2 separate regions of the Homo sapiens genome follow, and region 1 is linked to region 2. The links are chromatin contacts, found by Hi-C or POLR2A ChIA-PET in ENCODE. All regions are on one chromosome and are shown on one strand. Each heading gives the region's core, a stretch centred on a gene start or an enhancer-like site at or near the end of the contact. The rest is flanking DNA. Distances are from core to core; before and after follow the strand shown.

Region 1 (6,742 bases), core at 3,993-6,492, 1.6 Mb before region 2:
CAGAGTGTGATATTCCCCTTCCTGTGTCCATGTGATCTCATTGTTCAATTCCCACCTATGAGTGAGAATATGCGGTGTTTGGTTTTAAAGGATTCCCTATTTAATAAATGGTGCTGGGAAAACTGGCTAGCCATATGTAGAAAGCTGAAACTGGATCCCTTCCTTACACCTTATACAAAAATCAATTCAAGATGGATTAAAGACTTAAACGTTAGACCTAAAACCATAAAAACCCTAGAAGAAAACCTAGGCATTACCATTCAGGACATAGGCATGGGCAAGGACTTCATGTCTAAAACACCAAAAGCAATGGCAACAAAAGACAAAATTGACAAATGGGATCTCATTAAACTAAAGAGCTTCTGCACAGCAAAAGAAACTACCATCAGAGTGAACAGGCAACCTACAAAATGGGAGAAAATTTTTGCAACCTACTCATCTGACAAAGGGCTAATATCCAGAATCTACAATGAACTCAAACAAATTTACAAGAAAAAAACAAACAACCCCATCAAAAAGTGGGCGAAGGACATGAACAGACACTTCTCAAAAGAAGACATTTATGCAGCTAAAAAACACATGAAAAAATGCTCACCATCACTGGCTATCAGAGAAATGCAAATCAAAACCACAATGAGATACCATCTCACACCAGTTAGAATGGCCATCATTAAAAAGTCAGGAAACAACAGGTGCTGGAGAGGATGTGGAGAAATAGGAACACTTTTACACTGTTGGGACTGTAAACTAGTTCAACCATTGTGGAAGTCAGTGTGGCGATTCCTCAGGGATCTAGAACTGGAAATACCATTTGACCCAGCCATCCCATTACTGGGTATATACCCAAAGGACTATAAATCATGCTGCTATAAAGACACATGCACACATATGTTTATTGCGGCATTATTCACAATAGCAAAGACTTGGAACCAACCCAAATGTCCAACAATGATAGACTGGATTAAGAAATTGTGGCACATATACACCATGGAATACTATGCAGCCATAAAAAAATGATGAGTTCATGTCCTTTGTAGGGACATGGATGAAATTGGAAAACATCATTCTCAGTAAACTATCGCAATCCCAGTTTTTCATAAATGCTCATTTATGTTAATATATTAACATTCTACTCTTTTAATTAACTTAATTCAATTGTTCAAATAACGTGCCTAAGATAAACTTTTATTTAGGCTAAAAATATCATGTGAATAAGCAGTTAACACAGTCTGATACACCACTGTCCAAGAATGTCCACACAATTACTTGAATGTATTTTTAAAGAAAGTACATTGTTAAGGGAAAATTTGAGTTACAAATGACTGGGTATTCAGCCAAGTTTAAAAGATAAACCCTGGTGGGGTGGGGGGTGTTGGTTTGGTTTTTTGTTTTTGTTTTTTTACTGCGTGATCCTACACAGGAGGCCTGCAGATGCTGTATCTCAAATCAGAGGAAATTACAACTTAGCAAGTGCTCTCTCCCTGTGGGCTCAAATAAAATTTCCTAAAGGAAATCTAGCTCAACCACAGGCGGGGAAGGCACTGTAAGTGCTCTGAAAAGGAAATCCCTCTGTGACACTAGAATGGCATCCATGATCCTTCTCTCCTGCCCAAATGTCCCTGCAATGTTTTAGACTTGAGACTATGACCATTAAAACTGTAGGGTCTGTCCAGGAGCCCTCAGTCCTAGTCGGCTTCAGAACTAAGCAGGGTGCCTCCCTCAAAGTGCCCAAACCGCATCCTCTTGAGACTTTATCAGTCCGTTTTAGACTTCCCCTTTTTTAAGTGGTAGAAATAAGCCACATTTTTTCTAAATAATATTAGTTTGAAACATTTTATCACTTACTTAAATTATGCCCCTGTAACTCCAATAGTTTTACAACTGGAATTTAGAGATAGGAGACTAATATTAGACTGAATTTTGAACACATTTTTCTTCTATTAGACTCCCTATATAAATGTGATATAAAAGCATACATTTCTCAAAACTGGCTATCAATTATTTTTCTATTTTGCATAAGTTTTTGTCACTAAGCTCTTAAATAGACGATATATTATGCAAAGCTTAAAGTCGAACTGCACTTAATATTTTTCAACTATCTTGTTCGCTTATTTTTCAGGACTAAAAAGCTATTCAGTATTTTTCCTAACTTATTTTTAAAAAATTTATACCTATTCAGAAATTGCCTTTTAAATATGATACACATACACACACACACGCACAATCTCCCTTTTCAAACTCAAGGACCATGATAATATTTTATATTTCACATAAAATAAAGCCAGTTTCATTTCTGTCAAATATAATTTAGACTTGATCAGCACTCAGCATCTATGTTGCCAATTAAGCTACAGTACACTTTACAATGTGAAAAAAATTTCACGAGGAAGGATAGATACAACATGGAAAGAATCTTTGAGATAAAAGAAATATAATTGATGCACCCTTCACTCTCCAGCATTGATTTCTATTTATTATTACAAACTCTTCAAAACACAAAGATTGGATGTCAACATGTTATCCTGGAAGCATACAATTGAAGAACGCATTACCTGCACGACTTACTTCATAAAATTTGTTTACCAGAATTGGAGTTGCATGTTCATTTAAAAGGACTTTGAAGTAAGAGGAAAAAAGATGATTTAAGCTTTTTTTCCTCCCTAATACTTTACTTTTGAGATTTACCAGACTTCAGTTAAATAGATGCCTCCTTGACAACCAAGAATCCTAGTAATAGGAGTGAAGTGGTAAAGTGTAGTTTGCCTAAACTTCCCTGCAGGCAGAGTGGAGCTCTATGCAGGACCACTTTCATCAAGCACAGCTAGCTGACTTTGAAAATTCCTCCTGAGGAACAGTGATCAGCGGACCCTTCTTACATTCATCCGATTTCCAAGCCTTGATGTGACATATGAAATAAGAAGAAAGTGACAACAAAAATCAATGTGTCTAAATAGTCTTGCTTCGAAATATACCTGTCACTGGCTTAACTCAGAAATTGGGTGGGATATTAGATCTGATATCTTTGTTGTTGTTGTTGTTGTTATCTTGGCTTCAGAATTTATTTTAGTACCTGAGGAGAAAAAAAGACAAAGCCTCTTCTTAATTGTGCACGGGAGAGAAGTCCACTTACTAAAAATAATTCACAATTTTAAACAAATAAAATTATCAATGACTGCCCATTCTTGCATTGGGCCTTTATTCTCTTCCATGTCAACATGCTTCTGATGAAAACGAGTTCTGCTACATCTTAGTGGAGTCATGAGGTTTGAGAATTATTCACTAAAAACAAATCTCTAGGAAGTTAACATATTTTAAGTTAAAAAGTATAATATATTAGAAATTATGCCTCTATGAATCTAACAGTTTTACAATTGGAATTTAGAGACAGGAGATAAGTATTAAACTAAATTTTGAGCATATTTTTCTTCTATTACATTCCCTATATAAATATGTATAAAAGCATACATTTCTATAAGCTGTCTTATCAATTATTTTCCTATTTTGCATAACACTTGTTGTCACTGAGACTTTAAATAGAAAATATATAATGCAAAGTTTAAGTAGTCCTCAGAAAGAAAATGCCTTGCTTCACAGTCTGAGGAAAGAATTTAGGTTTTCAATCTGTAGATTGTGAAATTTAAAAACTACTTAAACACTTTACTGAAGAAAAGACTCCCTTTTAATAAAAAAGTCACCACATCAAGAAAAATTAGCAATCTTAAACATGCGATCTTTTATGAGTCTCTTTTGAAAAATATACAACTTGCCAAAAAAAATTACAAAGATGATTGTCTATGTTTAAACAAAGCAGTAAAGGCCATTCAACCTCCCATTCACACATAAATGCATTTTCTTTTCAAAGGATATTTACCCTTTAAGGGGACATTTTTAACCTTGTGACACCATAAAATTCCATGCATGCAAAGTTATTTGTTTTTATTTTTCTGACATTCATTCTTGACCAGATATTTTCCATGGGCTTTCTCATGTTACTCAACTAGAGGCATAATTTTAATAGTTTATTTTAATACCTTGATTAATAGGAGCAATCTGTTTAAAAATAGTATTAGTGTTGGCATTTCGTAATGAATTGCAGAAGCTGAGCAGACATGCTCTTTTGTGCCTTTTTCAATTTCCTTTGAAAATGTGTTGAACTCCTCAGTATTTGTTCAAACCTACCAAGTTTTAACATGAACTAAGCATTAAATGGATTTGGAATCTGAGAAGGGTGTTCGCCTACAATGTAGCGATATGGGGAGAAAAGGTTTGGGTTGAGACCGGCGACTTTCAGAATTATAAGTGCTGGCAAGTAAGAACCACAGCCCGGCAATTTTGGAGGCCCCCAGCATAGCCACTGCTGCTAACCAACCAATTTTAAAAGACCAAAGACTAGGTTTTCTCCCAAAGTGACAGTAGTTGCAAATTTGCCATCTAACTCACAGTGGCACTAGCCCAATCGAGGCAATTTCCTGAGAACTTATGATAATATGTCCCTGTTACACAAGACCTAAAAGATTTTTAATGGCCTGTTCCTACAAAACTAAAATAAAAATGGCTGGCCTGTACAATAAAATATTTCACTGGAAATGAAACATAAACAAATGCACTAGTACTCCATTTTGAAAAGAACTTTGTAAACTTATTGTTTAAAATTATGAAATATGTTCAAATTTACAACAATAAAACTCTAGGAAAAACAGTGATGCAAATGTTTAACATGAGATTCATACAATTTGCTTTACCCTATCTTGTAAATAGCTAGACCGATAGCATCTAAATACCAAGGATGAAAAAGAAAAGGTATATGTGTGTTTTTTGTGGGGGTGGTGGGGGGCGATGTACATCCTAGAACAAGGACATCTCAGAGGCTTTGGAAATCTGAAAGAATGCATTCACTCTTCAACAATCCAATGACAATTAATATTTGTGAAATATAGTCTTGAAAGCAATTTTGTTCATTGTTTTTGTGAAACTGACAGAATAACTTATTCTAAGTCATGTTCTAAGTGGCACTTATAAAAAACACTGAGACGTGGCACTGTTTGTGACATATTGAGGGTCAATTGTGTGAAGAACCAAGGCAACAAACCCATCAAAAAGCAGTAAATGGAGGTCTTTGTCTTTAAGTTATGAAGAATGTGTATGTATTTGATCCTGCCAGCCAGCAGTCCTGCAGCTTTCTGGGCATAAGACAGATGGCAGTGCAACCAAGCTAGAATTCAGACCTTCCTTCTTTCCCTCTGGGTCTAACTCCTATTATCCACTTGTAAATTAACCTGTCAATTTATCAATCAACACCATCTTGATTCTCCCGTTCCACAGCCCAGCCTTGCAGTGAATTTGCCTCGTAAATAACTGGGAGCCCCGTGTTTGTTAGTATTGTGAATGAGTTTATTATCACTTTGATGGCTGCTATGAATCACAAATGCTGCTGAGAGGCTGATAAGAAAAAAGTACATGCACACATTAACAGGGTTGAAACTATTTTAGAGATAAAAGATGGAGTAACTGTGATAGCAAATCATTTAAATTGAAAAAAATGACTAAAAATTGTGTGTGTGTGTGTGTGTGTGTGTGTGTGTGTGTGTGTGTGTGTTGGACAACCCCCTACTTATAGTCAAAGAGAGAGAGAAATGAATCAACTTTCTTGTGTACTGTTCAAAAAAAGTATCTGCAAGACGACATTAGTAGGCAGTAATAGCTCTTGGGTCTTGCAGGATAACTGTTTTATTTAATAGTTTAGGTTCAAACTTCAGGAAACACCCCGCTCTGTTCTAACAGACCAGTTGGCCAGGTTTACGTGTAGGTGTTGCATGGGAACTTGAAAAAGAAGGGAAAAAAATCCAAATTGTATACTTTATTAGAATAATATACGAAAGTATAGCAATATCTATTAAGTTAAATGAGGCAGTTTGATAAGCTTAACACATTAATAAACAATTAACATTAAAGTGCTAATTAAATTCTTTCCCCTGTGTCAGTGAAATAGTTATGTATTTGACATGTAAAATTAAATTTAAGTGATTTTTAAGTTAGAAATTCTTCAACAAATGCTGCACATATGAAAAATTTACCTTTAATTACAAAATTATATGTTGTCTTCAGTTTCCAATGTCAGATTTTTCTCAGCATGATTATTCTTTTACATTTTAAAATATCATATGAATACAAATCAGCGTTTTTAAAGAATACATAGCATTACATTCTGAGGATTAGGACCCATGCTATTAACTCAGAATTACTTTGAAGGATTACTTTAAATATACTATATTTAGGACTACTTTAAAACTATATGTTTAATCAGGTACGTATTTTTCATTTAAAGCAACGTTCACAGTTTGTAGTGAGTAAATATAAAAATAAGACTTAACTTTTCAGGTTCTGGCACATATGTTTTTCTTTAAAAATTGCATTCTATATTCCATTAACTGGGTATTTCATTTTTAATCACAATTGAGATATTTCTTTCAATATTTTCAACTTAATGTACGTAAGTCTTTTGTTGGAAAAGTGTCTGTAAATGAATCCTAAATACAAGCAATCACATTATTTATTAAAGAAAATAGAAAGTTACATGTAATATACTTATGATGTCTTTTCAATATGCAAAATATATATCATTTGTAGGTGATTTTAAAACAAAAAAAAATTCCTGATAGTGTTATTTAAGCAGATCATCATGAAAAATATTGCAAGGCATGACATACGGTTAAAGTTCTCAAACTTGTAAGTCAGAAATAAA
Region 2 (6,818 bases), core at 4,163-6,662:
AACGTCATGCGATACAGCTTAATAAACACAAAGACGTAAGGTTGGTGTTCTGTTCCCAACTTCTGCCCTACTTGCTGTACCACACATTAAACATCGGAGCACTCTGTTCTGGGCTGGGCTTGGGCCCAGGCACACTTGAATGAATTAGGTACAGTATTAGGACCAGCTTCGAATCAGCTTCTGTTATTTTTGTTAAGCCAACCTCTGTGTTACCCCGTCCTTACTTTTATTACCTGATTTTACTGTTTCTCACAACACATCTGACCTCTGCAAAATGGATCCTTCCACATGCGCTTTAATCCTGTGTTCTGTCTTTTCATGAAATGTCATTTTGAAAATCTCCTTCACATTAGATTGCATACATATCTGTTTATCTGGGGTTATTTTGAAGAGTGTAATTTTTTTGAAACCGAATTTAGAAATATGTACACATTGAATAATAGATATTTCTTCAGATGAATATTATGTAGTTATGTTCCCATTTTCCAAGTTTCTTCTTGGTATTAAGGGCATACTTTAACCCTTTTAGGAGAGAAGTACAATTGTACATTATTCCAGTAATGCTTAATATTTAATATTTATGTAACCTCCTATGCTTTTTAAGTTGCTATTTTGTACAGTTTTGCTTCTTGTAGTCCCTTCACATAGATGCAACATGTAGCCTATTGTTTGGATTAGTTGTTCTTACTTGTCAGAATTATGAGTAGTATAATTGTTTTACTGATGAGACAACTCTGTAATAGAGAGGTGAATAACTTGTCCAAAATTAGGTGGCAAATTGGCTCATAACCAATTGAGATACGTTTAGAAGCTGACTGACTCCAATAAATACTAAAGCATTTGCTATTATGGATAGATCTCAAACTTAGTTCCAACAATACCGATAATAATAAATAATTATAATTATAATTGTTATTATTATATTAAAACCAAAGAGTTGTTATACAAATTTTCACAGAATGACCCTTGGTCACAGAATGTTTCAGCATGGACTAAGCTAAAAAGCAGTGAAGTGGTTCTCAACTAAGGGTGATTTTGCCCTCAGGGACATTTGGCACTGTCTGCAAATAGTTGCAATTTTCATAAATGGGGAAGGAGAAAGTTAGTACTGGCATCTGGTGGGTAGAGGTCAGGGATGCTGATAAACATCTTATCATGCACAGGACAGTCTCCCACAACAAGGGCTTATCTGGCCCTAAATATCAAGAGTGCTGAGGTTGACAGACCCTGCTGTGGTCTATATTTCAAAGGCATGTTTGTACACACAAAAAATAAAATAATAAAATAAAATATCAAAAATTGAAAAGTGAGATAGTCAGAAGAGTAAAGCATTGGTTGTTCTTTTGAAGTATTTTTCAAAAATTTGATAGCTACCTAACTGAAATCCAGGATGCCTCAGTTTAAGATGATTTAAAAGCAATTAACTCTTTACCATAGCTTGACAAGGGACACTTCCTGTGGGTCTATTATTAAGTGAAGATTCCAGAGCAAGGCTGACATAGGAAATACGTACCCAGTATCAGAAAATTCTGCTCTGATGATAAACTTCCTAAGAATGCAAGCTTTGTTTCTTCCTGATAATCTTTCATTTTTCTAAACTCTTTCTCTTGCCTTATACTGCAGATATGAATAAGCCTGGATAAGATTCAACAGAATTGAGCCACAGAAAACCACTTTTTAACCTCGAGGTTCATCATGAGAATCATTTCTAGGATTCATCCCTTTCCTTTGCAGATTGGAAATGCTTATAAGGATAAAAGATTAAAAGATAAGGGAAGGGCTTCATCCCCAAACCCTTTAAATGTTAGGATTCTCTCTCTCTGTCTCTCGTTTTACAGGGATACCAATGAAAGGCACTTATGGGCGACATTCAGACTTTTTATATTTTTACCACATTCCAGTAAAAGTCCCTCTCCAAAGAAATTTGGCCCAAGATGGAATGAAAGAATGAAAGACATTTTATTTTTTCTCCTAGATGTTGGCAATACTCCACTCCTACATGTCTGAGGTTGTTTTCATCTTGCAAAGGACTTTGATATTTGTGAATGTGGCTACAACGCTTAAAAAAAGAGCAGTGATAATGTACACTAACTATTCAGCTTTTACATTAATGCTTAACAAGAAAAAACAATTTTATCGTCCTTGATTATGGCTATAAAAATTAAGAAACCCAGAAGGAACGGGAAGATCTGTGTCCTTAAAAGCAAGCAGCTCCCATTTCACTGAGTTGTTATATCTAATTTATCCAGTGCACCCTGAAAATGAGACCCTCACCTTCTCTAACTTCCAGTCTATGCAGAGCCAGCTCTGACCGGGGCTGGTATATTTGTCCTGAGGTTCTGAGCCAGTCCTGAGGTTCTCACCCTTTTTGGTGTTGGCAATGAGTCTGCATCAGGAGGAGACTTATCTCCCTTTCTCTGCCTATTCTTTCCATCTCTATTCAAGATGAAATTTTAATAAATCAGATACATTCATATTAATTCAACATTCCTCTTGCTAGGTTTCTACAGAAGCTTATAATATTAATTGGGGTAGGGGCACATCATGCCGAATATTTGGAAGCTGAAACCGATAAAATGTGATGTTCTGGAATATAAACTGAATAGTAAGGAAATTATCTGGACTACTGAGTAAAACAATGAAGTTGGTTTAGGGGTGAGGAGTAAATAACGAAGTTGCTTATATTTTATTAAATCTGTATGTCCTTTGAAGTAGGTCTGGAATAACAAGTAAATACTTCTCTTTAGTTTAGTCGTTGGAATGTCGCTATTTCCTTTGAAAATTGAATGACAGACCCCAGAGAGGAAAACTGTCTGAGGAAGGCCATCTGGAAGGGCAGGAAAGAAGATCTTGGGAGAAGCTGTCAAAAACTCTCTGGATATTAGCTCCCTGTATGCAAGCCAATTTTCCCTCCCACGCTGTTCACATTGAGCTGCATGTTTACCCTCCCCTGCCCCATGCCCACCCCAGACCTTATAGAGGGGCCCGGAACCCAGGAGTCTCTTCGATGTGTGAAGAATTTAAATGTCTTGGTCAGGCCTGGGCAAAACCAGGACATCAGATTTGAGGATAGCCTTCCCTCTTGTCTGCCATGCTAAATCTCTACCCTGTCAGGAAATAAACCCAATATCATAATTCTATAACTGATTTTCCTCGGAAGGGATTACATCCAACTTGGTAACCAAGCAGTTGATACTCAGGATAGTTTTGCCTTCTAACGAATTTGTGCCAAAATTCAGAATATCACATTACAGCATTTGCAAAAGAATAGTGTAAAGGCCAGAGAAAAAATGAGCAATGCAGAATATTGCTCCTTAAGTCATCAAAGAAATACAGACAATGTGTCCTATTACGACACCTCAAATACCTGTCACTAACTCCATCCAGCTGTGAGTGTTCAGGAGACAATATTAACAGATGTGTGGTTGGAAATTAGCTGTTTGGGGGGTATTTTTAATGAGATAGTTCTTTATTATTTTTTCTAGAATAAATTCCCCTTCTTTAGTTAGCCTTGATAAAACAGTGTCCAAGGTAAGTCTTGGAATCTCATCAGAAATCTCAAATGATTATTTTAGCTCTTTCAACTTTCTCCTCTTCAAAGCCATTAAACAAAGCAACTAATGAGTAAATATATAGGATGGCTTAAGATTTATTTCTTTCTCCACGGTTTATTCAGAAGTAATAAAATATTAGCAAAGGTAGCCAAGGCGGCTCATGCCAGTAATCCCAGTACTTTGGGAGTCTGAAGTTAGAAGATCACTTGAGGCCAGCAGTTCAAGACCAGCCTGGGTAACATAATGAGACCCCCATCTCTACAAAAATAAAATAAAGTAAATTCGCTGTGTGTATTGGCGTGTGCCTCTAGTTTGAGGTACTTGGGAGGCTGAGATAGAAGAATTGTTTGGGCTCCGTAATTCGAGGCTGCTGCAGTGAGCTATGATTGCATCACTGCACTTCAGCTTGAGTGACAGAGCAAAACCTTACCTTCAAAAAAAAAGGCAGAAAATAGTAAAGTTAAAGAAAAAAATGTTAATAGCCAAATCCCGGGTTGATTTTCATAGATTGAAAACTCAATTTTAGAGGAAAAGAAGGGTCAACTGAATCTTCTGTGTGTCAGGTGCTCACTTAATCTTCCCAATGGAGTCAGTACCTATGAAGTACAAATGAGGTGCCAGAAAGCTGCTATGTTCCAGAACCAAGTCTTTTCTTTGAAAGACTAAATTCTCTGCTTTGTCCCTGCTGCTTTGAGAGTTTGGTTACGTATATGATAAGGCCGTGTAATAATCTTGACATCTATGACTTCTATTTGAAGAACACAACTATGCATCTTTTCTGCATCCTAATAGAAGCAGACCTATTCAGAGACAAGAGTCTTTGTGCATAGTTTCAACTTTCATGCACTTTAGTCACCTGTTTTTTTTTTTTTTTTTAAGGCAGATTTTGACTCCAAAAGTCCAGGATGGGGCCTGAGGTTCTGCATGTCTAACAATTTCCCAGCTGATGCCAAAGCTGCTGATCAGAGTCTACACCTTAAGAAGTAAGGACTGTCAGAGAGCAGTGAGCTGAAGTGCCAGGGTAGAGACTTGGGATAAGGGGCCAAAAGGACTGGCTTCTGTCAAAGTTAAAACTTGGCGCCCCTAGGGAAATTCCTTCAGTGGATTGTGGAGCCATTTGCAAAACAAGGGCTAGTGTAGTCCTCTGGTTGGCTTTTTCACCAGCAGGCTTGAGGTTCTCTACCCATACACAGCTCTCCTGAAGTCCACCGCTGTTTTGTTTGGACAGGCTGGTCTCAAGTCTGAGCTTGCACACAAAGAGCTTATCACCAACACTGGCCTTTCTCTGGCAGCTGTTTTCCTTCCGAGTCCCAGGGCTCTAGTCTGAGGGCAGGAAAAAGGCTTGCTGGAGAAAGAAGGGGTGCTATCAGCAAGCTGTGGTAGATGCCTGGCTTCAAGACCTTGCGGGGGAGTACCTCTCCCACACATACCTCCTTACACACACCCCAAAGATCAGCTTCTCCACTATGTCCTTGCCCTAGAATAAGTATGAAATAAGCAGTTTGATAAATCTATCGGTTTTGTCCATAAAAGCTGGCGAAGAAGCAGAGACTAAATTACTTCCTATAATAAAACAAGGAATTTCTATAAATTACAAGGACTGAATGTCAAGTCCTACAGAAAAACCTGCTCATGGGCATATGTGTCCGTGATGGAACAACACATATCCCACCAGCATGAGGTCAGGCATATGAAATCAGTATGAGGTATATGAGTGCCACATCTAGGAGAACTGATAAAAATCAGAGTCGTTGTCAGCTGTGTAAATTGAGAGGAAAAGGCGCCTTCAGCGACTTCCTTTGGGGAAGGCTTGTTTTGTGCTGGTGAACTGCTCCCCCTGGTGGATCAGAAATCGTCATGGTCGGGATTCCATTCTGAAGGGAGCAAACATGCTCTGGAGAAAACTGGGCAGTTGCAGGTATAGAGATATCCTCCCAAAAAAAGCTAATTTCTGAGCCCCCAGAAATACATTGAATACCTTCTGGGACCCTAACTGAGTCTTAGTGTGGCCATGATGTGAATTGCAAAGTTTGTCTTCCCACATTATTGGAGTTGTCTTGTGTATTCTCATTATTATGGTTGTTTCAAAATTGTGGCTGTATATTGATTTGAGAGATACGGAAAAGTCTTAAGTCCTGTATTTTATTTTATTTCCACTTTAAAAGCAATTCTGGATATTTACAAGGGGAAAAAGACCAACAGCGAGGAGAACATTTTTCTGTGAAATCATTTGTTTCCCTTACTGTCTACTTTTAACTGCTCTCTCTGAGGTGGTCATGTCGATTGTGATTAATTTATGCCTGGGCCTCTTGTTCTACTTCCCTCAACCTAAAAATAAGTTTTGTGATTTTCTCAGGATGAAATTTCTACTTTCATTATTTATGTCAGTGCCAATAGAGATAGTTTATGTTGTTGTTTTCATTAAAGAGATTTTTTGTATGCCCTGCCATGCACAAAGAGGAGATTTTGCAGGTCAGGCAGAGATGAAAATCTCTGACAACACTCTTACTCTTTCGAACATTCTGCAATGAGGATTGCAGCTTCAGTCCAAACAGTGTATAAGCTAAATAAGGAAGTGTTTTAAATATTTATTTAACAAGACATATTTTAAATAACCTACATATGTAAATAGAGTTCTTAGCCTGTACATTATTGCCAGGTCGATTCTCATGTTCTGATATATAATTAATTACTGGTTTATTCCTCTGTAAACCGAAGCAGGGAATAATTCCGTGATGCCAGGTCACTGATGTCAGCAAAATGTAATACCCTTTGTCAGTGGGATCTGTGCAGGAGAAATTGAGACTGTAAAATCTGTGATGGTGGGTGCCAAAAGGTGTCCAAAAAACAAGTTCCTATCTCCATTTTAGTTGTTTTCTCCTGATGTGTAGACTTTTTCTCTATGTTACCTAAGTGGGATTAGAATGCACATTTTTTATGTTAATGCAAACTCAGAATGCCTATGCAGTCTAAACTATGCATTTTATAAGTCACCTAAAGTGTCATCTAAAGTAAATGCATATCATGACCATTTTAAGCAGCACTATTATATTTAGAAACAATAACAACACAAATATCAATCATTTTGGTAATTCTTGATCATTGAAAAAATGAATTTTTAAATGTTTAAGCAAAATCCACAAGTCATTTTTAACTTTTTGAGAGAAAAATATGGCGATATGTATGTATATATATATAATTTTGTTTTCACTTAAATGAGCACCTGTCTTTCAAATTACTCTACTAAAAACTTCTAAAGGGCAA

The links. Hi-C counts contacts between places; a loop is a spot of excess contacts on that map. ChIA-PET counts read pairs that join two places held with the same protein, here RNA polymerase II (POLR2A). Pooled maps may share reads with other maps.
Region 1: a map of Calu3 shows a loop between it and region 2 (12-fold over the local background). The contact joins two enhancer-like sites. A Hi-C loop is called at or near these places in 8 of 168 maps with a recorded cell type or tissue (CD8-positive, alpha-beta T cell, Calu3, aorta and 5 more), 4 of 37 single-sample maps with no recorded cell type and 25 of 50 pooled maps. POLR2A ChIA-PET finds 5 or more read pairs at or near these places in 1 of 52 experiments (PC-3).

What each region holds. Positions count from the first base shown.
Region 1 is chr15:96,891,956-96,898,697 of GRCh38, reverse strand. No RefSeq gene overlaps it. Among named protein-coding and RNA genes, the nearest start is that of SPATA8, 110 kb to the right of the region's middle. Within about 2 kb of position 5,242, at least 2 of the 41 ENCODE cell types and tissues checked have a DNase peak (open chromatin) inside an H3K27ac peak, as active enhancers do.
Region 2 is chr15:95,258,190-95,265,007 of GRCh38, reverse strand. No RefSeq gene overlaps it. Among named protein-coding and RNA genes, the nearest start is that of LETR1, 66 kb to the left of the region's middle. Within about 2 kb of position 5,412, at least 8 of the 41 ENCODE cell types and tissues checked have a DNase peak (open chromatin) inside an H3K27ac peak, as active enhancers do.